Regions from separate parts of the Mus musculus genome. Here regions 1 and 3 are each linked to region 2. A link is a loop called in an ENCODE intact Hi-C map of the cell type or tissue named here. Cell type or tissue: left cerebral cortex. All regions are shown on one strand.

Region 1 (8,000 bases), 350 kb after region 2:
AAGCAATAGGAGCGAGTGTTCTTGGGAAAGTTTAACCAGTGAGCAGTACGACAAATACACACTCTAGTGCTCTAGCAAGGGTAACCACACAGCTCTTCATTCAAAGCCAAAAAGGTTGATTATGCTGAGACAACAGATATAGAGCAGAGCATGAGGCGGCCCTGCCTATAAACCAACAATGCAACTCTACGTTCAAGAAATGTGTACACATGTGCATCACGATATGTATGTTGAGATGCTTCAAGCAAACCAAAAACAACTAAAATACTCAGCAACAACAGAAGAGACCATGAAAATTATGTCCCTCTGCCCTAAATCTTCTATCGAAAGTTTACTATTCTTACTACAACCCACCTTCCTACGTCTCCCCAAACCAACTGACTTTTCTAGATACAAATGTAGCTATTGCTCTGTATGTGGAAATCAAAGGCCAATTACTCACAAAACTAGCTTAGAAACTACAAGCCAGACACTTGGTTAAAACTTTTCTAACAGGGAAATGAAATGTCTAAGAAAGGTGCAGTGACAGGGCTCACATAAGTAAATGCACTTAGTGATAAATCTGAGTTTGATACCTTGGAACCCACGTGGTGAAGAAATCAGAACTCCAAAGTTGCACCAGTGCACATGTGTGTGGGCATTCATACAAGCACACACATGAACATATACACACACGAGCATATGCACGCACACACACTCAATAACTGTTAAAAAAGAAAAAAGTAATGTTATAATCATTTGTTAGAGCCCAGCGGTGGTGGCACACACCTTTAATCCCAGCATTGAGGAGGAAGAGGCAATCAATCTCTGTGAGTTGGTCAGACTGTTCAGGACTGTAAAGCTACTGAGAAAGAAGCCCTGTCTATAAATAAATAGATAAATAAGTGTCATATCTGCTTCACCCATCCTGTTTACTTTCTATTCACAGGTCTTACCTCTGATAGCGTCCACCTGTTTCCACAAGTAGTTCATTAGTCCTTAACACAACACAATCATCAGCATCCACCCAGAGGCCCAGGTACAGCCGAAAGGTCAAAGTTCAGCTGACCCTGTCACCTAAATTCTTCCTTTAAGTTAAAACTTTCCTTCCTCAGTTTTTCTTCGCTTACTTAAACACAGGGTTTTAACTACTACCTAGGCTGACCTCAAAAGCCAAAGATGACCAAGGATTACAGGCTCCTTACCCATTACTCCTTAAAAACAACAGCTCACATTCACTCTGCTACATGTATAATAAATTTCTAATAAGCAAGCAGTCAAGTGTATTTTAGAGTTGCATCAGGAAATGAAGGGTATACTAGTATGAGGAAGAATGTACTTTCTACAAACACCCACTTCGCTGGGGCTGGAGAGATAGAGGGCTTGGCGGGCACAGCATGGAAAGCAGGAGGTCCTGCGTTTGGATCTCCAGCACCCAGGTGAACGCTGAGCGTGGTTTAGACTGCCTGGAGTCCCAGCAAGAGCAGGTGAAGACAGGCAGCCTCCAGGAGCTCGACAGCAGACCGGCCAGCCTAGCAAAAATGGCCAACTACCACTTCGTAAGAGACTTTATGTCAAGGCAATATGGCAGGGAGAGATAGAGGAAGACATTCTATGTCGTGCCCTGGCCTCTGGATGTGCACACTTGTATGCATCAAATGCACAAAATGTGTTTGCATACATCTGCATGTATGTGTGTGCACAAGCACACACTACTGGAGTACAAAGAACTAACACAACTAAAGTCCCATGCGCTACTTCTACCTCTTGCCCATACAAATCTGTGCATACTCTTTCCCTTGAATTTCCTGGTATCTCCACCCCAAGTTCACTGGGTCTCTAGCTATTGCTGACAACTGTAATTCCTTATCACTGCTCCTTCATAACTTCCACTACTCTCACATGAACATTCTTTCTCCCAACTGCAATTGTTCAAACTCCTCCATGGTGCAGGTCACTAATTTGCCCTTCTTCTGCCTTTACCCTGCCAGGTCCCATTACTCCCTGCACTGTGCCCAAACCAAAGTCCTACCAAACTCAAAAATACCAAATGTTCTTGCCCAAGGTAGCAAGCATCCATGTCTCTTCCTAGGGACACTCTATGCTCTCCCTGTTCCTGCCACACCTTCAAGACTAGGCTTGAAGTTTACTCCAAACAACCCCAGCCATCAAAATTAAAGTCTCCATAACCTTTCTTGGCTCAATGAAGACTGGGGGCACAGTCCATCAAATTATAGCACCCAGACCTATTGCTCAGTGCTGCCCTCGTTCACAGCCACAGCCTTCCCCTAACTTTGAATCACCTGTCCTGATGAGATGTTCTAATATACTGCTGCAAATTACAAGCAGCCTCTCTCCATTCCCTGCTCATTAAAGTCTCTTCTGCTACCTTAGAAAATCTCCCAAACTTAACTAATCCATCCTTCCTTCTGTTTTCTTAATGTTTCATTTACCATGGGCCAGCAAACCACTATCCTATGCCAACATGAGGATTCAGCCTGATTCTTCCACCAAAGAAACTGTACCCGCCTCATGAACCCATCCCCAAGACGAACCAACACCAACTCAGCAATACTCTCTCATTTACCACACCCAAATTCATCCTTAGTGTGTCCCCAGTTAACGGCAATCTCGCCAGTCTGCAGCACTTCACCAGCCCTCACACAGTCCTAGGTACCCTTCCCACTTCCACCAAAATTTCGCCCCTCCCTACACCCCCTTCTACACCTGTTTCTACACCTCCCGTTTCCCATCTCATCTCCCGTTCTTTTAATCTTGCCCACGCCCTCGTCCGACCCCTCCATCCATCCTACCAGTTCACTCTTGCACAGAAATCCCCTCCCAGCCCAAGCCTTAGAATCCCTCTGCCCCGCCCCTCCCGACTTTGCCCCGCCCTTCCATTCCTGAGCCCCGCCCCTTGCCCCGTAGGCTCGGCCAGGGGCGGAGCTTATTCCTCCTCCCTCCTCTCCCCCGCCCCCTACCGTCACGCTCAGGGGCAGCCTGACCCCGAGCGGCCCCGCGGTGACCCTCGCGCAGGGGCCTGTGGGAGGGGCGTCGAGGGTCCCAGGCCACCCCCCCGTCGGTCCCCCGCCCGCCTAGTCTCCTCCCCCTGGGAACGCGCGGGGTGGGTGACAGACCTGGCCGCGCGCCACCACCACCGCGCCTGCCGGGGGCGCTGAATCTGCCTGAGAAAGAAGCTACGGCTGCCGCCTGGAGGAGGTGCCGTAGCGCCCGCCACCGCTGCCGCCGCCGCCAGGGGTAGGAGCTAAGCCGCCGCCATTTTGTGTCCCCCTGTTGTTGTCGTTGACATGAATCCGACATGACACTGATTACAGCCCAATGGAGTCTCATTAAACCCAAGACGCGGCCCCGCCCCGGCGCCGTTCCATTGGACGAGAGCACGAACACTTAGGGCCAACCGTTGGCCTACGGGTCTGTCCGTCACCCGCTCGCTAAACACTCTGCCCCCCATTGGGGCAAGTTCCTGCCGGTCATCTCGCCTCCACATAGACACACCTCTCGACCCATCATTTCCCCCCCCCCACCTCCGGCACCACCCCGAGGGAGGGTCGACTGCCAGTACCAATCAACAGACCGCGGGGCCCGCCTTTTCCGGGCACCTATTGGTCCAGCCCTTTTTCTCTCTCACAGACACCGCGCCACCTCTACTTCCACCTACCCGCCCCCTCTACCTCTAGAAATGGATTGGATCTAGGCGCAGGAGAGGCGCTTGGCCTTATTGGCTGTACACGACGCCAATCAGAAGCCTTTTTTCCTCTCCCCTCCCCCACTCAACCCCAAAGCCCCTAGCCCGCAGCTAAAGTTTGTGTGAGAGCTGATCGCTGGCGGCGGCCGCAGGATTTAGGGGTGGGCGCAGGCGGGCGCGCGCGGGCGGGCACGCGAAGTTAAAATTCGAGGTTCTCAGTCGCCTGCTCCCGCCGAGGAGCGCGCGGACGGGCGCGCCGCCCGGAGCGTTCCATCCAGCCCCCTCCTCCACCCTCTCTCCTGTCCTGTCCCGGGCGACTACTCGCCCGCCCCCTGGCTTGCACCCTACCCCCTTCACATACCCCCTACCCTGCCAGCCTCAGGCCGGGTGCAGGCGGAACGATCTCACTGCAGCCTCTTCGCCATCCCATACGGAGGGGGAGCAAGCCCCCTACCCACCGGGTGTGCACCCCCGGCTCCGCACTCGCCCGTGTCTGCAAGCACGTGCACTATTCGCCGCTGCCTCCGGCCACCCCGGTCCCCGGCTAACCTCGCCTCCAGCCCGGCCAATCGCTTGCTGCCCTTTGTTGCTGCAGACCGGGTCTCCCCGCTGCCTTCCTCAGCCTCCGCCTCGTCCTTTGCCAGCCGCCCGGGTCCGCAGCGCCGCGCTCCCCCCGCCCGGGACCCACCGCCGCCGCCTCCTTCTCCTCCTCCGCCTCCTCCTCCTCGGCTCCGGGCTGCAGCGCACAGAGCCCGAGGCAGCGCCGCCCAGCCCCGCTCCCCCCGCGCCGCCCGCTAGCCCGCCTGGCCCGGCCGGGGGCGCAGCCCGGACCCCGCCCGCCCCAGTCTCCGCCCCGGGGGTACCTGCCTCCGCCCCGGGGGGCTCCGCTCACCGCCCTCAGGGGAGGGCGGGGATGCCGGTGTCCGAAAGGATGGGGACGCCTGGGCTGTTTTGGGGTGGGGAGTGTGTCCGCCAGGTCTGGGACTGAGGTGCGGTCTTCTTAAACGCGCCCCCCCTCCCGCCGCCGTGGGCCCCAAACTTCGTCCTTCTCCCGGGTCTTGTACCCTCGGGCGACCGCGGCAGTTTTGGGGTGGGGGATGCCTCAGGAGCTGTCTCTACCCTGATCAGGAGGAAGAGGGAGCAGTGACATTCAGCGACTGCGGACAGGCATCCTCGGGTGGGAGTGGGGATGTCAGACGCAGGCTGGAGAGGGAAGCTGCCCCTCAGGATGCCCTCTCCCGGCCTGCGGGAGAGGCTGGCGAGCTCGGAGCTGCGTTCTGGGTGCTTCCTGGACTGTGCAGCTGGATAACATTGGGGTTGGGCGGGGGGCGACCGCTGGGGGGCCCTTCCCTCGTCTCCAACCAGCGCTGTAAGGAAAGCTGATGGCGAAGTTCGGTTTTCCAGGCTTCCCCTGGGCCCCCGGAGTTCCTGAGGCCCATACGAGGGAGGCTGGGGGATCCTCTGGCCGCCCAGGCAAGGCTACTCTAAAGGTGCCCACATGCCTTGCAGCGCCCTCCGGACTCTGGAGAAAACGTCCTGCTCTTCCCAGAGTTGGGTGGGATGCTGGTAAGAGATACTTGAGAGTATGAGAAAGGTAGACTTGAGAAAAGGCTCCTCCTAACAGAGTTTGAACAGTTTCTCTTCCCAGACCTTTGGGAAGAAGGGAAACAAACCTATGTCCCTGGGAAAGCCAAGTTTCCCCGTGTGGTGGCCGGGGTGAAAAACCACCTGTTGCCTGAAGTTCTGTCCTTGAATCAGGACGTTCTTGGGGCCCCTGATGAGGAGATGTAGGATGTCAAAGAGCAGGAATTTCAGTCTCCCTGCCCTGAATGACTCATTTTCATGCCACTGCCACTCCTGCAGCAGAGTTCAACTCCCCGTTAGAAACTACTGTTCAACTATGTAGGTACTTTGTTAGACCCAATAATCTCAGTTCTTATCTTAGCAGCAGCAGCAGCCCTGTCACATGCAGACAGAAATGCACAAAGGCTACTCTGGTGTGCGAGCTTCCTCTGCTTCTGAGCTTGGCAGCAAGGTGAGGAAGAAGCCAGGACAAAAGGCAGAGGTGAATGAAAGATTAAAAAAAAAAGAGGGGAGAGCAGATTAAAAAAAAAAAAAGAGGGGAGAGCAGAAGACTTGTAACACTACACTCAGAACTGTCACCAGTTCCATTATAAACCTCTTTTATAGGTGTTTTATTACTTGGTTGTTAGTTTTTAAAACACAAACCTCTTTAGGTTAAATCCGGACACTCTCAGACTCAGCCCAAGGAAACGAAACAAGGTAAACTCAGCCACTGATCGGCTTGGCAACTTTTGAATTACATTACTGATGAAGCAAATGCCGCCCCCAACCCCACCCTCGTTGGGTTTTCTAAGTCTCTTCCTGTCTGTTTCAGTTAGGATCTTCAATAACTTGCTCAAGGAGAGTTTTCACAAGCCATTAGTCCATAACTCAGTCCTGTTCATTTAGATTGTTTCCAAGAAGGGCATTTATAAGGTGTGCTTTTCCCCCCATAATACACATGCTAGGTAGGAATTTTCTCCAAGAAGTTACAAAGTAAATTTAAGGATACTGGCTGACTCATTAGCCCTTCTGTTTTGCTTTGTTGCATTTCTGATAGTCTGCCCAGATGCACTTTATTTTTTAAGTTACATTTTGGTCCCTTGGGGTGACATTTATTTTCTTGAGACAAGGTCTTGCTCTGTAGACCATTTGGCCTCAAACTCACAGCAGTCCTCCTACCCAGTCTCCCAATTGATAGAATTTCAGATAGTAAACCACCACGCCCAACCCTCAGACTGCATTTTATCTGGAGCAATAAAATAAACCATGTCTTAAAAACAAGGTTTAAAACTCTAGATCTCTATATTCGAACCAAGTATGTTAAAGATGCAACTAAAACCAGTAAGTCAAGTCTACGATGGCCAGCCTTCACTCATCCCTTTTGCCACTAAAAGGAAGGCCTGACACTTAGAGCTGTCACAGTGCTAAGGATGAAACCCAGGCCCTTGGGCTCACTGTGCACAAGAATTTCCAGAGCATCACAGTAATCAGACTCTTTAAAGAACTTGCTTAATGCTCATGGTTCAAGCCCCAGCCACCCTGAGAGCAAGGGAGACAGCAAAAAAATAGATTGACATTTGTCTAAATCTTTGTTGATGTAGAAAACTCGGAAAGCAGAAATATAGTGTAATGTCTTTTCCTAACAAAATTATCCAACGGGTGTGGCAAGAAAGGGGAACAGTTTTCCCACTGCTATTCCCCTGGAGGGTTACTTGTCCTTTGATAAATCTGCCTCTTCAGATAAGTAGGACTGAGAGGATAACAGAGACGCAGCCAGATAGATACTCACTGCTCCCTCTTAAACCTCTTTCTTATCTGTGGTATCTCAAGTCTCTGCTGAGTGAAATAGCTCAATTAAGTTAACCTAGGAATAGCGAGAATTGAAAACCAAGCATAGCACACATTCTGCACCATCATAAACCAGCATCTTATCTCACCTGTTCACCACCACCGGAAAACAGCTAGCCTCTGCCAGAACTATTGACAGCTATTTGTGCTGTTTAGTGCAGTCCACAGATCACTGGAATCGGAATGATCTGGGATGCTTCCCAGATAGCATCCTTGGCCCAACCCACCTTCTGATTCAGTAGCTCTGGAATGGGTTGCCAGATCTACAACTGTTAGCTCAAGACTTGTATTGAAATTCTCAGTTTTTTGAATTTGAGAACTGTTAGCCTAGGCTGAATTCTTCCCCCTCAACAGAAATAATTCCATGATTTTCTTAGCCAGAATTAGGACTGGAATGATTCCGAGGTGTGACCCATGTGTCCTTGAGCTTTAACAACAACAAAACAAAAAAAGGGCAGAGTAGGTGGGGAAGGAGCCAAAGGGAACTACAGGAGTTTTGATCTTTGGGGCTTGTTTACTTGCTCTAAGACAAGTCAGATAAGAAGAGGCCAGCCTGGTCTACAAAGTGAGTTCCATGACAGCCAGGGCTACACAGAGAAACCCTGTCTCAAAAAACAAAAAAAAAGTTCCAGGTACACTCACACTGATTTGGGGGAAAGTGGGTAAGGAAGCAGCAGACATAAAGACCTTGAACTTTCTTATCCAGGACCGAGGCTGTGAGGAATTCTATGTACCTTTAGTTATTAGGCCCTTAGAAAGCATTAGCTCAGGACTACAGAGAGTACTATCTGCTCTTTAGAGGACCCAAGTTCAGTCCCTAGCACACACATAGCAGCTTACAACTATCTAACAACAGTTCCAGGGGAGCCAACACCCTCACATGAGCATAAGAGCATGCAAA
Region 2 (8,000 bases):
TGGAGGAAAGAGGCAAGGGGAGGCCAGCCTCCTTATAACCATTCGGGGAAGCCTGGAGTTTGGGCCAGGCAAAAATCTGACCCCAAGGCTTCTACCGTCGATGTTACTCTTTGGATCATTATCTTAACCGGCAAAAGATGCTAAAGTTCCTAGCCAGCTCACCTGAAAACGGGGAGATAACGAAGACTTCACATGAGTCCCTGGAAGCAAAGGAGAAGGCAGAGAAATCAGAGGCATCAGAAGACGCCATGACTGGCCTCCAAGGTGGATAACTCTCAAAAGAAGGACGTGAGTTGTGCAGACAACTCCCGCGCTTAGAGGAGAGGCCCCCCTCACTCTGAGAACTGCCATCCTCGGGAGATCCTGAGTATACAGTGCTGACCTCACAAGGGTTCCTTCCCTCACAGACTCAGGTCCATGCACTGGTATTTTTAAGCTACTGGGTTTGTGGATATTCATAATACAGCAATAGAAAACGCCATACCCACGGCAGTCAGTGACAATACATGTAAAAAACCAAGTTAGCGAAAGCAGCATGGTGATGGACCCTGTAATTCCGACACTTGAGAGTCTAAGGTGAGAAGAACAGAAGATCAAGGATAGCCTGGGATATACAGGGAGAGGCCATCTTGAAAGGGGGTCAGATTTCAGAGTTCTGGGTCCATAGTCATTCAGCAAGGTGCTGTGTGTGGACATGCTGGCCCTGTGCCTCGTGGTGGCAGGGGGAGTTGCCACAGGCTGTTTACTTCGTGAAGAATGGGAAGCAGAAACAGAAGGAAAGGTGGGTCCCAATATTCGCTTCCTTGCCACACCCACAATGACCCAGCTTTCTGTAACTAAGCTCCACCTTCAGTATCCCCAAACACAGGCAGCTCTAAGAGCCAAACCGTCACAATCCCATTTTATCCATCTGAGAGGTTCTGAGCTCAGGCAGGCTGGGGTCACTGGGGTCCCACAGTTGAACCTAGGTCTATCTAACTCTGGAGTCCGTTACTGCTTCCCTATCTGGCCTCTCAAACGAGGAGGAAACTGAAGCACTTTGGGTGTTGCCAGTGCCAGCTGCCCAGTATCCAAGCACAGAAGGTGCCCCAGTTGCTGGGTTCCTCCCCGGTCAATTTGAGGAACCCAAGAAACCCGTTCTATGGTCTACCTCCCTCCTCAGTCCACTAGGGTTCCCCAGAGGCTCAGCCTGACCTCCCAAAGCCTCAAATTAAGATGCGTTACTTTCCCAACTTTCCCTTCAGAATCTGGCAGTCCCGGCCCGGACATGGGGAAGCCAAGCTGCAAGCTTCTCTGAGAAACAGGGGCAGGACGCCCTGGGAATCCACCCAAGAATATCTTCACAGCCCAGGATAAAGGGAAACTAACCAAATATGGAAAGGGCCCTGGAGGGCCCAGAGGGACGAAGAAGGTTCCTGGGGGCCACAGAGGGACGGGAAGCCAGCAACCCTGAGGGATTCTACTTCGCGCTGTGACTTCTCTTTGCACTAGGAATGAGTAGGAGCCCCTGTGAGCTGAATCAGTCACAGTTCAAATAGGTTGACTGACAATGTTTAAAACAACAAACCCAGATGTTTGTAAGAATTCAAACAAAGACCCAGAAGCCCCGGCCACACTGGGCCATCTTTCTATCTCGCAGTGAGTACTGAGTGGCTCCGGTATCCTCTGGTGGAACATGAGCACTGTAGTGACAGCCCCCATGGGGCCCTATCGCCCTCCCCTGACTTGTCTCACCAGCCTGGCTCCTGGAGACACAAGTTCCCAGTCCTCCGGTTCAATTGAACCTTCTGCCTTCACTTGGTGCCCTGTCCTAGCCAGGCTACTGCGGGGTAGGGCGCTGGCTCTGAAGGAGACAAGCCCACCTGATGTCAGCAGGGCTGGAAGAAGCAGAATTCGGAAGGCATGGGGCAGAAGCACAAGGGTCTGTCCCAGCCCTGTGTCTATGAACAGCTATGACCCAATTTGGCCAGACATGCCCATTTATCTGCATGCACCCAGTTCCGAACCCACTGCCAAAGAAAGGGATCAAACCCTGCCTTGACTTTAGACTCAGCCTCCTACAACAAGGCCCTGCAAAAGATCGAGAGGCACTGTCCCTGCATAGGAAGAGACAAGAGATGAAGACCAAAAGGAGAGGGAGGTGGGAAAATTAAATTTTGCGTGATCAGCAAGGTTTCAAACAATCGCTCGCCAGCTGAAGTGGGTGCCACGTGAATAAGTCATTCTGTTTTATAGACCATTAGGGTCTCCAGAGAGAATCTGCATAGAGACCAGTGCTTTCTGTTGAAATTAAAATGTCAGAGAAAAAGAAATAGAACAAAACAGGGAATCTGCAATTAATTACCAGGCCATAAAAATTCAATAATCAGGAGGCAGAGCGGCCACAGGCCCAGAGGTATCAGAGCCAGCGTAACAGGAATGGAAGGCATTAATCTTTTCAAATTAGTTTTTTAATCTGACTGGGATATATGGTGACATGGCTCCCTCCTCGCCCGCTTCCCCCACCTCCACCGCTCCTGCCTGGAGCCAGGTTGCAGGAGGAAGGCTGTGAGATGCACTGAGAACTTGCAAGCCATCCCGGTCCCCAGATATGGGGAAGAGGGCTCCGGCTAAGGACAAGGACTCGGTGCCACAAGCCCGCTGAAGAGGCCTAGCGGGGACACGGCTGCCTCTTCCCTCTGTGTGCGTCCCAGGGAGGTACTGATAAAGACGGTGGAAATTTAGGAGGGCAAGGCGCTAGGCAGTGAGCTCGGAGAGATGATCAATTCAGGACTTTCCTTCTCTTGAAAATTGGAACAACACCGCTGCTTCAAGGGATGGCTGGGTGTTGAGCACCTGGTACCCAGCAGGTGCTAAGTAACAGCTTCCGGTTGTCACGTTGTTATCACTGGCCGCAGTGTGGCCCCGTTGTTATCACTGGCCGCAGTGTGGCCCCGCCAGCACGTATTTAGTGCCTGCTGTGTGCTCAGCCCTAAAGGAACTCACATTTCTTCGGGCCTTACCTGGAGAGCATGACTCAAACTCAGAGATATTTTCAGGACTCTCAAGTCATTGAGAGTCAACAAGAAGAAAGAGCTTGTCTAAGGGGCCTGTTCCAGGAGCAGTTAGGAGAAGCAGCTGAGATCCCGCCCTGCCCCTAGAGAAAGTAGGTTCCCCTCCTGTTTGCCTGCACCCTGCACAGATGCTGATAGGTCAAGAAGCCAGTCTACCCTGATTGTGATTGGAGACCTGCCCTCACCTCCGAGGCCCGGGATTCTAGCAGCATTGGCTTCAGTTGGCCAGGTCTAGGGCTCTCTCACTGATCCTGCACCTGTCTGCCTGCCTCCGGAGGGTCTCCGGGCCTGGCCAGTGTTGTTAAGAAACAGACTTCCAGGGCAACCACCTCTGAGGCCCTGTGGACTCCAGCTCTTAAAGACAGCACCAATAGCCTACTAAGCCTGTGTGTGAGGCACACTGTGCGGGTGTTTTCAACCGGAACTCCATCGGGTGTTGTGTGCAGTGAGTGTTGTGAAATATAACTCTGCAAGACAGTATTCTTGGTGGCCCGAGGCAAGGTGCACCCCTGAGAAATTACACTGTGCAACAGTTCTGGTATAAAGGGGGTTTACTGGGAGAAGAGGACTAGAGGCTGGCAAGTGGCTATGTAGACAGACAGATGGGAATGAAGCCAGGGGAGGGGGGAAGGGGGCCAAAGGACTGGAGTGGGGTGGGGGTCTTTTTATCTGTGGCACATACCTGTCGTACGTGGGGGGCGGGGCAGGTGATGCCTTAAGCAATTGCTAGGTCCCTGAGGGCAGGTCAGCAGAGTCTCCTGTGAGCGAAGTCTAGAAAGGATTTCACTGTAGAAAAAAGAGGGACAGTAACACTTGAACTGCATTCCAGTTGTACCTGTCCAGTTGTTTCCAAGTCATAAACTACCACAGTCTTTTGCTTCCACCAGAGTTCAGCATATAGTAGATATTCAATAAATGTCTAGGGAACACCGGTCTAGCAGATAGCCTTGCAAGGGGAACTCAGCTGCTGCCTGCCAAGATGCTACCGCTTCCCAAGGAACCCTCTCTAGCCAATGACCATAACAGCAAGTACCACTATTGAGCACCTACTATGCGAGGAATCCCGTGCCTATCGTAGTAAGGCTGTAATACCTGCTTTACAGAAAAGAAACAGACTCGGAAAGACGGACCGTCACACAAAAAAGCTACACCCAGCATCCCAGCCACTAAGGATACTGTCTTGGAAACCAGGTGACTCTAAACCAGGTTCTTGGTTCCTTTAACTTGGGCACCCCTCCAGCAAGCATTCCCGAGTCTCTTTGGATTCCTCCATTAGCCACACTCACTTTATCCCCTCTCCCCATGCTCACAAGAGCCCTGGTGCAGAGATGACTCCATACCCCGACGCAGTTCCGCATGCAGCCACCGGGTGGCGAGATGTTCTCAGCCTGACCTTGCAATACGGCCATGTGTCACCAGATGGTGCCCGAGGACGCGGCTCTGTGGGCAGGGCCCGGACAAGGTGGAGCCCTGTCGGCTTACTGGTCCCAGTCCCATCCTCGCTACTCCAGCACACGTGACCTCCGCCGCCGCTGCTAACCTGCACCATGGCTCAGCCCGTCCCTCGGCTATCTATCCCAGCCGCACTGGCCCTGGGCTCGGCCGCGCTGGGCGCCGCCTTCGCTACTGGTCTCTTGCTGGGTGAGCTGGGCTGGGCTGCTGCAGTCCGGGGAATGGGAGGAGGGCGCGGAGAAGAGCCGGAGAACCCGGTCAGAAATGCAGGCCCTGACTCGGCACCCTCTCCCCGGCAGGGAAACGGTGGCCTCCATGGGGGTCCAGGCGGCAAGAGCGCCTGCTGCCACCTGAGGACAATCCCCTGTGGCAGTATCTGCTGAGCCGCTCCATGAGAGAGCACCCGGCGCTGCGGAGCCTGCGACTGGTCAGTAGGACTGGGACCGAGAACCGGCTCCCCACTTCCAGCGTGGTGGACCTCACGTGGCTGTGTGACCTTGAGCTAGGCAGAAACCCTCTCTGGGCTTCCGGGTTCCCTGAGACCTGTCCCCTCTAGGCCACACCCGCCACCGAGCCCCTGAATGATTCAAAACCTCAGGGGGGAGGTGGGGGGGGTGACTGGTATGAATGGCACCTCCCTCTCCCCACACAGCTGACCCTGGAGCAGCCGCAGGGGGATTCCATGATGACCTGTGAACAGGCCCAGCTTCTGGCCAACCTGGCGCGGCTCATTAAGGCCAAGAAAGCTCTGGATCTGGGTAGGAACACGCAGCCATGGTCTCTGGAAACCAGGGTCACAGGGCAGCCCTGCACCCTGAACTGAGCTTGACAGTGTCCCCTTCCACAGGTACTTTCACGGGCTACTCGGCCCTGGCCCTAGCCTTGGCGCTTCCGGAGGCTGGCCGCGTGGTGACCTGCGAGGTTGACGCAGAGCCCCCGAAGCTGGGACGGCCCATGTGGAAGCAGGTGAGAGCCCCACACCTGCGGCCGTTCGGGCTCCGGCTCGGGGGCGTGCCGGCCTGACCGGCCTCCTTCCGCAGGCAGAAGTGGAGCAGAAGATCGACCTTCGGCTGCAGCCCGCCCTGCAGACATTGGGTGAGCACCAGTGCGGGAGGGACCCAGACAGCACTGTCCAACCCCGGGGAACAAAACTGGCGACCCTGAGCAGCCCGCTGAGACCCTAGCTCAGCCAGCGGCACATGCCCTCTGTCCCTGTTAAGATGAGCTCCTAGCGGCGGGCGAGGCCGGAACCTTCGACATAGCCGTGGTGGACGCGGACAAAGAGAACTGTACCGCCTACTACGAGCGCTGTCTGCAGCTCCTACGTCCCGGAGGCGTGCTCGCTGTACTCAGAGTAAGGACTAGCTAAGGCAAAACTGCTGCTTCTTGTGGCTGGGTACCCACTCTTCTCAGCTCTTCCCACCCCACCCCCCAGCCCCGCCCCAAAGCCCACCCAGAGTATCATAGGTCCCGCCCCTCCTGGCTAAAGCTCTGGGTCGGCTACCCCCCACTTCCGACGGCCCCGCCCCTCCATCTGTAGGTCCTGTGGCGCGGAGAAGTGCTGCAGCCTCAGCCCAGGAACAAGACTGTTGAATGTGTGCGGAACCTGAACGAACGCATCCTGAGGGACGCCAGGGTCTACATCAGCCTCCTGCCCCTGGATGATGGCCTCTCCTTGGCCTTTAAGATCTAGGGTTAACACGAAGCTTAGGGCCTGGGTGTGAGAACCTAAGACCCCCAGCCAGTGACCTGACTTTTAAACCTGACAATAAAGGTACTGGACACGCGACCTTCTGAGCATCCTCTTCCAGCGTTCACTTGGTGGAGGGTTCCCTCCCTGCAGGTCTCCCTGGCACCAAGGCTTGTGGCCTTATCTGACCGCATAGTTTTAATAAATTGTCCTAGCTGTACTCACTGAGTAGAGTTCCAACAGGCTTGGATATAAGGGAAGACCCTATCTGTCTCTGGCCTCCCAGCCACATGCCACAGAGATGTCGAGATAGGGCCTTTTATAGCTGGCAGTCTACTCATGTTTTCACAGGGCTGAAGCCTCCCCAGCCTAACTTGTGTGCAGTGGAAGCCCAGACTACAGGACCTAAGGTTGGCTGGCATTTCTATCTGCTCCCTCATCCCCTTAAGTCCTAAGGGAGGAGACTGATGGCCAAGGTGCAAAGCAGACAGAGTGGGAAGCCAACCTCATTCAAGAAACCTCAGGAACTTGAAGCTTTTGCAGCACTGTCCTTTTGGGGGACACTATAAGGAGCCAACCTTTATTGACCTGAGGCCTGGTGCTTTGCTGCTCTAGAAGAAAGGTAAAGTTCTTTGTACTGAGGCAGAAAGGACAGTTTCTGGGACACCACAGGTTTGCCACTCTGGGGTAAGAAAGGCCCAAGTGATGTGCACTTAGCAGCTGCTACAAGTACAGATGTGTGAGCCCACAACTGAGTCCCTGCCACACACCACCAACCCTCTGGGGACTAGCTGTGCCCTACCCCTTCTTCACAAGTCACAAGTACATACTGAGGTGCACACAGGGGACCTGGTCCAATCCATTTTGAAGTGCCTTTGATGCACTGGTAGCCCACATGAGTCCACTCGCTCAGCAGAGCCAGCATGAAGAACACTTGTTAGCTGAGGGTCACAGGGCAGTAACATGCACCATTTCTATTGGGTAAGTCCCAAAGTACCCATTTTCTTAGCTGTCCTCTCAAGTTTAAACTACACCTCAGAAGTGACACTCACCTCTCACCTGTGACACACCACCTCCCCAGGGAAGCTGGCACGGTCCTACTTTTCCAACCAGGATCACTAGGTAATACATATCACCCAGGTGATGGCGAAGGGGGCTGCCTGGTCCAGACCCCAGCTCAGCTTTTCAACGCTGTCAATAGAAGAGAATGGTGCCCACTTTCTCCTCTCTTGGCCTGTTGCTTCCATCTACCCAGGCTCCACTTTCTGTAGCGTGGCTCAGAAGGAAGGGGATGCATGCCTATTTAGCCACTCAGCACCACCCCTGCATCTCCCTTCATCATCCATGGGTTAACAGTGATTCACTCTAACTTTGCACAAACTTAGAAACTGCAGAGTATTAAAGTATGTATCCTTGTATTTTATTGTAATCTCAAAGACCTCGTGGATTATGCTAGGGACACAAGGAATTTGGTTGCACAGGTTTAGGTAAAGAGCAAAATGCTCACCAGAAAAAAGTATTTGCCAAGAAGATTAGACCCTAGGCTGGCAATCTGTAACTGCACATACGTGAGCCATTAGTTATGTACACTTGTTTTATTCATAATTTGTCATGTTTGGGGTTACCAAAGTAATTCTAATGATGGGTGAATATAACAAAAAAAAATCTTTTACCTCATCTTAAAACAGCCACTGATCCATCTCATTCAGTACAATAGTCAATGTTAAAAGGAACATAAAACAAACATGCACACCATGGCACGGTTTTCATAAACGTCTATTTCATCATTGGTGGGTAGCACATTT
Region 3 (8,000 bases), 1.2 Mb before region 2:
TATATCCTTCCTCCTCCACTTCCAATACCCAGTCCTAACAGGGTGTGGTACAGATGAGGTTAGGCAATGGCAATCTGCTAAATACATTTAAGAATTTACACATACATATTCATACACATACATGAACATATACCTCTGCATAAACATTTTAAACAGATCCTTTCAAATTTGGAAATTTTGGTTCTGTACCCTTTTATCTTTTTTTTTTAAAGATTTATTTATTTATTATATGTAAGTACACTGTAGCTGTCTTCAGACACACTAGAAGAGGGCATCAGATCTTGTTACAGATGGTTGTGAGCCACCATGTGGTTGCTGGGATTTGAACTCCGTACCTTTGCAAGAGCAGTCGGGTACTCTTACCCACTGAGCCATCTCACCAGCCCTGTACCCTTTTATCTTAAACCTCTGATATGACCTTCTTACATTTCAAACATTAAAAAAAGTAGGCAGCTTAAATCTCTGCCTTAATAAAGGAGAGGCAGGGTGGGAAGGGCTAGGGTTTCTGTTCTTCAATGCCGATGGCATTTTCATTCTCAATACCTTCCCCTCAAGACTACAGCAAAAGGAAAGTGAATGCTCTCTGACTCTCAGAGATGTAAACGGCATGGACCAGAAGGAACGCTCCCATTCCCCATGGGCCTGGGCTTTTGTTGCATAAGAGTCAAATGGTACCTAGGAAAGGAAGAAACGCCTGCAGTTTACAGTTGACCTTACAGTTTACCTCGACCTCAGCCACATGACATGTTACTGGCTCCCCTGAGGATCTAAGAGGTAGTTAGCAGGGCTGACAGGCATATAGGACCTGCACACAGTTCAGTATAAGCAAGGCAAAGTGACAGGAAGAGAGATTAAAAAAAAAAAAAAACTAGGGGAAAGGATCCTTGGTAGCAGTTTTTTTCTAGAAGAAAGTTCATGCCTTTCCTTCATGCCTAGACATACTGTCTTCCACTGGCCTCTGAATCCCAGCTTAGAATTCAAACAAGCTTTCTACTTGATCCAGGGGACAGACAAAAAGGAATGGGTGACCCTTCCCTCCTTCCCAAACTAGTAGGCTAAGACTTGAGGCAGATATCTGGGTTTGTAGTCAGCATTTTCAGTTGAAGATGTGTGGGTACCACGGCTGCAAGGACACTTGCTGGCTCTCCTTCCCATGTCTGGGGAGGATGCACTGGACATTGTCCTTGCTTTTGGCTACCCACCTCCACACACGCCATCCAGTATTATACAAATGAGAAGCACCAGGGGATGCTTATTCTAGACTCTGCCACTGTGTTGGGGTGGTCACTGAATGCTGCCATCTTCGCCTGCAGGATATTTTTGGCTTCTGGCTTACATGTGCTAACATGTGTAAACTTGCCTGGTAATTTTCCTTTGAGAAGGTGCCAGTTATGCACAGTTCTGTTTTGACAGTTTAACTCCTTACTTGCTTCTTAAATACCAAGTCAAATATTTTCTGTTCTTAATATTCTCCTTTCTACTTTCAGAAGAGTATGACTTCATTCCCATGTAATATTCCTCTACCGGCTTTTGCAAACTATGAATATAGTCCAGTGACGTCTTATCTTTTCTGCCATCATTTAGTGGTAAGAGCCCCATTTCCCAGAGTAAATTTGTGTGTTGTTGAATTACAGCAGGAGAGGTTGAGCTGTCTGGGAAAGTTTGGTCACATTTTACCATGTTTATCTCTGGCTGATTTCATTTTATTTTTTTCATTATTTCTACCAAGGTTAATCCCACCCTATGAATTCGAGATCTTGGGATGTAAATCGCGGGTCAGTGTTTTTATCTATGACAAATCATATTAGATTCAAGGTTCCATTGATGCCAGTTCTTCCTCGGGCTGATTATTTCTACTGGCAATGCTTATCATAAATTAAAGGACAGCTTTTATTTGTTTCTTAGCACCTGGAGCCCAATGTGGACATTCTAGATGTAAAACAAGATTCAAGTTATGGGGTTATGACAGGATGCTTTCTGTAAACACAGTGAACACAGAGTCAGATCTCACAATATGGCCATTAATTCAAAGGTTAGGATGCAGACAAAGAGCCTCTCAGATTAAACTTAGAGAAATGTGTGCTTGGCCTCAGTGCTCAAACACTGAGATGGCCTGAAGGGTGGTTCATAACTATCCCTTGAGAGTCTAGATTGTGAAGCCTGCTCAGCCGGATGCTGGGCCATGTCAGGCCTCACCCTGTATCTGAAGGAAGCACAACACCAGGGGGAAAGGCTCTAACTGTAGTGAGGTGACTGTGACGGGCAAGCATCCTTGCCTCCAGACCAGGGAGGCTGGACAACTCAGGGTGAGAGTGAGCAGACAGGTTGACATGTCATAAAGCAGAGTCTGTAGGAAATATGCTCTGGGCTCCCAGGGCAGTTGAAATGAGGCTTGTCATCTTAGGAGGAAAAGGAGTTAGGAAAGGGAGGACAGGAGGACACACACACACACACACACACAAACACACACTTTTTCTACATAGCAAGACCAGTTTTCCCTTTGTGTATGCAAGTTTTAGACATCCTTGTCCATTGATCAGACGCCCAGGCACCATCCCTGCTGTCTCTCCTTGAGCCCACGGATATCATGGCCAGGTGAAAGATACTCCAGACCTTCTGAACCATCACAGAACATGTATCCACTAAGAATCCTAGTTAGGAGAGCCACTGGGCCTTTGCTCACATGTCCTTTCCAATTTGTTTGCAATATGAGCAGGCCCTCTATGAAAGACCCTCGGAGCCAGCATCTATCTCTCACCTCCACTCACAGAATTTTGATCAGAATGAGATATGGTAGAAATAAGAGACCAAATCTACTTTCCTTGCTTGAACAAGTCCCCTCCCTCTTCAGAAATAAGTTTGTAAATCTTGCTGGGCCAAGCTTTGTTTGTTTACTTATTTGCCTTTGCATTGTCAGTTCTGTTCTGTCCCAAATAAAAAATGAGAGCAGAGAACACCCTTCTTCCTGATGTCCGAAAGAGCAGTTTACTTACGCCCAGCTGTTAGCATTACTTTGTCCTTCCCTGAACTCTTTAGTCAGACACATAATGCTAAGTTCTGCTTTTATAGCTTATTTTTCAGGTGTATTATTTATTTGTTCAGTCTTCTTCACAGGCACAAGGGCCTCCCGAGAACTTCAAAGATCACCACCAACAGGACACTGGCTCATCCTTTGCTGCTTCTTCACGGAGGGCAAAAGGAGCTGTAGAGTGGGCCAGCAAGAGGGGCATAATGGATGTGAGAAGGGCTAGATTCCAAGGTGCACGCTAAGATGGGATGCAAATCAAGTGTAGTTCATCAGGTGCCTTTCCAGCAGCTCCTGGATGGATCTCACCCTGGCTGTCATTCAAAATGGACAGTGCTCATGTGGGAAGACTTCATGTTTCTGTTTCAAGAGAACGAAGAAATCTTTCAGAAAGGAGACAGGGGCCAGAGGGTGTGTGTGAGGAAAGTACAGAGGGGAAGAAGGGGGAAAGAGAGGGAAAGGGAGAGAGAAGTAGAGGGGTGAAAGAAAAGTAGAGGGAGGAAGGAAGGGAGACAGAGACAGAGACACAATCACACCCCCTCCACCACTCCCAATATCTCTGTATTTATCCTTTCCACTTCATCTTTTGAAGTCAGAATCGTAGCCACTAGAGGGCAGCATGCAGTTAGGAAACAGCCACGGCTTTCTTTAAATAAATAAGGGCAACTATTCAGGGAAGGCCATTAAAGCCACACTGTGCTTGTGGTCACCAATTACACGTTCTGTAATGATCAATATGTCATGTTTACCCAATCTGAGCTGAAGGCTATCTGGGACTGAGGCTACCAAAGGCCCCCCTCTCTATGACACATTTAGGTTCCTTCTGCCTCCGTTTCAGGGGACTAGTCTTCCTTACCAGCCATGGTTAGTTTTAGCTCAGGGCTTTGGTTTTGGATTTGTTTTTTGTTTTTAAATACTACCTGCACAAATATAAAGAAGCATGCAAACCAATAAAAACAGATCCTCTCTTAGAAAAAGGAAACAAAAAGCACTTGTACCATGGGCACTCCCCCAAAGAAAAGTGACATCCATTGGCGTGGAGTTACCATTCTCTGGGAGCATATTTTAAGTTATTTTTATTTTTTGACTCAAGTGACCATTGGGTCAATACACAGAAATCATGGCTGCTGCTTTTTTAAAGGCAGGTTTTTCTTGCTTAAAACCCAATGAGTGTCTTCCGTCCCTTCTCAGAATATCTAGTCCAGAGTCATCACTCACACTGAGAACAGCAACCGAGTGACCTCCCATACTCTAAGAGACATTGGTATGTGCAGCTTCCACAGATATTAAGCCCAACCTGGTTTTAAAGTCCAGGAAATGGCATTCTAAACTAAAATCACATGGAATGAAAATAATTGAGAGGATTCAACCCAAGATGACAAAAACCAGTTACTTGGTTCTTCTCCCTCCACCCCAAGTAACACAGCGCAGAGTGCAGCAGAAGCCCTAGCAAGCAGGACAGGGCTCCTGCCCTCTTTCTAGGCATTCTCTCAATGTAACAGTCGTGTGACAAAGCAGCCACAAAGGAAAGGTGGGGCCCAGTTAATTAATTAGATTATTATCTCATGATTAAGTGGAAACTTTGAGTTCTCTCTCACCCATAAAAGCAACAGTCTCACTAGATTTGCCAGAGTGGCTGCAGTTGAGGGTTACCAGTGAGGATGACACAATCAGGAAGTAAGATGGGGGTGGGGGTGGGGGTGGGAGAAGTGAATGCTACTCAGAAACACAGCATCCTTCCTCTGCACAGACTTCAGAAGGGTTCAGACAGCAGATTCACACACACACCACCAAGCCCAAGCTACATCTTAGGTGTTCAACAAATAATTTGTATAGACTGGTGATGGAAGTCAGAAGGCAGCCTCATCTGTCATTTTTTCAATTTATTCTATCTTTTAAGACAGCCTTTTGGGGGGGGGTTACAGATTACCCATTCAGCTACAGTGGGTTTCCAGGACTCTCTAGGCTGGGGTGATAAGTACATAGCAATATGCCTGGCTTTATCACGCATGCTTGTCTTAAGAGATGGAACATGACTCCTCAGGTTTGCTTCCCACTGAGACGTCTCCCCATATCTAAGTTGATATTTGTGGACTGAGCACAATGGCCTAAGGGTGCTTCGGAGCCCATACATTTGACATGCCAAAGAGTTGGGTGTCCTCTCCCTAGGAACTGGTTCTCCTTGACTTTCTCTCCATGGGGACCATCCCCAAAACTTCCAATTTAGTGGGTCTGAGTCTGGGACGAGAAATTTGTTTCTTTTGGAAAATTCCCAGATAATGTTGCAGAATGATCTTTAAGAAAGTCTGTTCTAGAACAACCTAAAGGCCCCTCCCCACCCTGCCCTTTTCTTTGGTAAAGTAAATGCCCTCATTTTTATTCATATTTAAAGTTAGAGACACAAAGAATCTGGCTAGTTGAAGATCTTACTGTATTGCACTCTAGTAAATAGAAGTTTTATTTGCTTCCCAAGAGCAGCCAGAAAACAAATGGCACCTAAAACAGATAAGTAATGACTGACTGAAGCGAGGGACAGCTCTTGTCTAGCACAGTATCAGGCCCTTAGTTCAAACTTCAGCACTGAAATAAGAAAAAAAAAAAGATGCACAATATTTGGACATTCAAGCTTTCTCCCATTTTGGGGTTTTATTTTAGTGGCATGCTGATTGCATTAACAGGAGAAGAAAGCAGAGAATGGGGTAGGACTGGGGGTGAGCCTGTAAAACATGATTTATGAAGTACAGAGCAGGGGGAATTGGGAAAACAGCTTTCCAGATATCTTTGCTCCTCCTCCAAGCTGCCAGGCCCCTCTATGAACACACCTGAGAAGTGGGGTTTCCTGGCAGAGTGTGAACAGGGGTGCTGGCTGTGCTCTTAAGAAGACATTCACATTTTGGTTTCAGATCTGTTCTCATCGAGGGCTAGCATCAAAAGGTGGAGGCAGGGCTTTCTCTACAGTTCTGTGTGCTTCCTTGGGCTGAAATTTATCCAAGGAGTTATTGAAAATAAACCCAGGTTTTTAGAAAAGAGGTCAGGGAGGGGCAGGATGGAACTCTCAGACGAAATTAAGCAAATGTAGTAACAACTGAGATTGTTGTAATTCAAGCCCCTAAAGGGCTTCCTCCCTGAGCACACTGACCCAAACTCCGTCTGCCCTCCATTAAAATCCAAGTGAACTGGTTCTCCATAGATGATATCATAATCTTTCTTAGTTCTAGGGTAGTCAAAATTGCCTCTCTCAAAGAAAAACAAAGAGGATCTGTTGATATTTGATCTAATTGAATGAAATTTACATTGTCTGTCTCTCCCTTCCTCTTACCCACCCCTCCCCCCTTCTTCATTCCTTCCTTTCTTCTTTCTCCCACCCCTGCCTCTAGCTCTCTCTGTCCAAAAGTGTGTGTCCAAAAGTCTACTGTTGCAGAATCACAATACTTGGACACTAACAAACTGTACTCCTGAATGTCTTCAACTACCCATCCTCCACCTTCTTGACACATGCTTTTATGTATGTGTGTATATATACATGCACACATGTGTGTACATCAAGACAAAGAAGCACACAAGAGCACTAGAAACTTTCTGGACCCTATTTCTTGCTCAAGATGAAAGCCTAGTAAATACAAAGTACATTAGAAAGGCCTTCATTAGGGTTAGCCTCATTAAAACTTAATGAAGTTACCAGTCTCCCCAGCAATCTTACGAAGGTTTTATTTTGTTTTGTTTTGTTTTTTGCCTGTCAATGGAGCAGTCCCAGGCAGAGAAACAGTAGTGACAGTAGGTGATGCCAGGTGTTATCTGTCCCTGGAATGTACTACTTTGATGACTTAAGATATCACCCCCTTGTTTTAGTTTGACTCTTATTTGTCTGGATTCACCCTGTGGTAAGTTAACATGCCTCCATACTGGAAAAACAAAGATTGCCTATTGTCCAGTATAGCCTAATAGAATACATCTGGCTCTGACAGTTTGATGCCCAGCTCTGAGCCACATTCAGTAACACAAATTAACAGCATAGACATTGCCCACGCTGAGCAGGAAGCAATAACCAGCTACCTGCTACTTGGCCAAAATCTCATTATAAGCCATTACGGTAATTGAGGGCCAAGACTGTGGATATTACACTCCCTGTGCACCAGTGGTTAGTTGAGGAGAAGAAAGACTTGTAATGGAGGAGGTGGGGCAGACAGGAGAAGTGAGGCTGTCACCATGATGTTCTGTGGTGCTGGGGTAGGGAAGGGGTGTTCCTGAGCCATTTCTCTTCTTGCCTTTGAAGCCCACATGACCCCAGGAAGATGATGTAACTTTTGGTCGGCCTCCAACAATGCTATGCAATTAAAAATTGGTTTGAATAAGTAATGGGGACAGCCATAGAGGGAAGATAGGGCAAAACAAGACAGAATGTTCCATAAGTGAAAAGTATCTAAAGTGACGGGGCTCCAGGGGAAGCTGCCCACCCACCTTAGAATGCAGAGATTTTCTAGAGTTATTGCATTAGAAAGTGTGTAAAGCCAGTCCCTCCTCTGAAACCAGTATTCCGAGCCTCAAGGTCATTGCTAAACAAGCTGTAGTGGCTGTATCCTATACCCTAGGTCTCAGCAGAAGATTTCTGGGATTGATGATAGATCAAGATGGGTGAAAAGAGAAGGAAGACCAGGTTTTTCAATCAACTTGGATTTTGGGACAATGAAGATGGTTTTAGACATGGCAGTAATGGTGATAACAGGGAAGAGTCATTCAGGGCAGGGAGAGAAGTTAATGGCGAGTGTATTAGGGACCTCCAGATTCTCACTGCTGCCCATCTTGCTGTGGTTTGGATCATAAATGTCCCTCATGGACCTCTAACACAATAGTCTCTCTCACAGATGTTGGCACATAATGGAGCCTTAGTGGAAGCAGTTAGATATGATGGCTGACTGGCAACAGATGGGGCTGAGAAGCGCATGTGAAGGTTTTCCCGGGGAACATTATGACGTCA

What was found. A loop is a pair of places that touch in the nucleus more often than their neighbours do. Peaks named below come from ENCODE experiments on the same cell type or tissue, not always from the same donor. Only the 100,000 strongest peaks of a DNase experiment are listed, where the experiment ranks them.
Region 1: it touches region 2 in a loop (2.6-fold over the local background); 5 of 42 quality-filtered maps call a loop at or near these places.
Region 3: a loop joins it to region 2, with 4 times the contacts of the local background. A loop is called at or near these places in 2 of 42 quality-filtered maps.

Annotation. Positions count from the first base shown.
Region 1 is chr14:21,496,195-21,504,194 of GRCm38, reverse strand. Kat6b (K(lysine) acetyltransferase 6B) reads right to left here and starts at 4,410. Exons shown (of 17, transcript NM_017479.3): 1 at 4,235-4,410. In left cerebral cortex, CTCF peaks have their summits at 2,972, 3,202 and 4,947 (motif pointing left); DNase peaks (open chromatin) are centred at 4,274, 4,900, 5,171, 7,181 and 2 more places; H3K4me3 peaks cover 2,944 bases; H3K27ac peaks cover 2,672 bases.
Region 2 is chr14:21,845,473-21,853,472 of GRCm38, reverse strand. Vdac2 (voltage-dependent anion channel 2) reads right to left here. Exons shown (of 10, transcript NM_011695.2): 10 at 7,594-8,000. Comtd1 (catechol-O-methyltransferase domain containing 1) reads left to right here and starts at 4,563. Exons shown (of 7, transcript NM_026965.2): 1 at 4,563-4,694; 2 at 4,805-4,932; 3 at 5,158-5,263; 4 at 5,353-5,471; 5 at 5,546-5,600; 6 at 5,726-5,859; 7 at 6,046-7,612. The coding sequence starts at 4,601. The coding sequence ends at 6,198. It overlaps A430057M04Rik (RIKEN cDNA A430057M04 gene), which reads right to left and starts at 5,895. Exons shown (of 3, transcript NM_176925.3): 1 at 4,394-5,895; 2 at 3,736-3,839. The coding sequence starts at 4,602. In left cerebral cortex, a CTCF peak has its summit at 4,429; DNase peaks (open chromatin) are centred at 1,331, 4,473, 5,845 and 6,039; H3K4me3 peaks cover 1,581 bases; H3K27ac peaks cover 1,766 bases.
Region 3 is chr14:23,042,220-23,050,219 of GRCm38, reverse strand. All of the region lies in intron 6 of Lrmda (leucine rich melanocyte differentiation associated), which reads right to left. The region is part of intron 2 of Gm10248 (predicted gene 10248); the gene reads left to right. Among named protein-coding and RNA genes, the nearest start is that of Gm10248, 48 kb to the left of the region's middle. In left cerebral cortex, a CTCF peak has its summit at 3,640 (motif pointing right); a DNase peak (open chromatin) is centred at 3,645.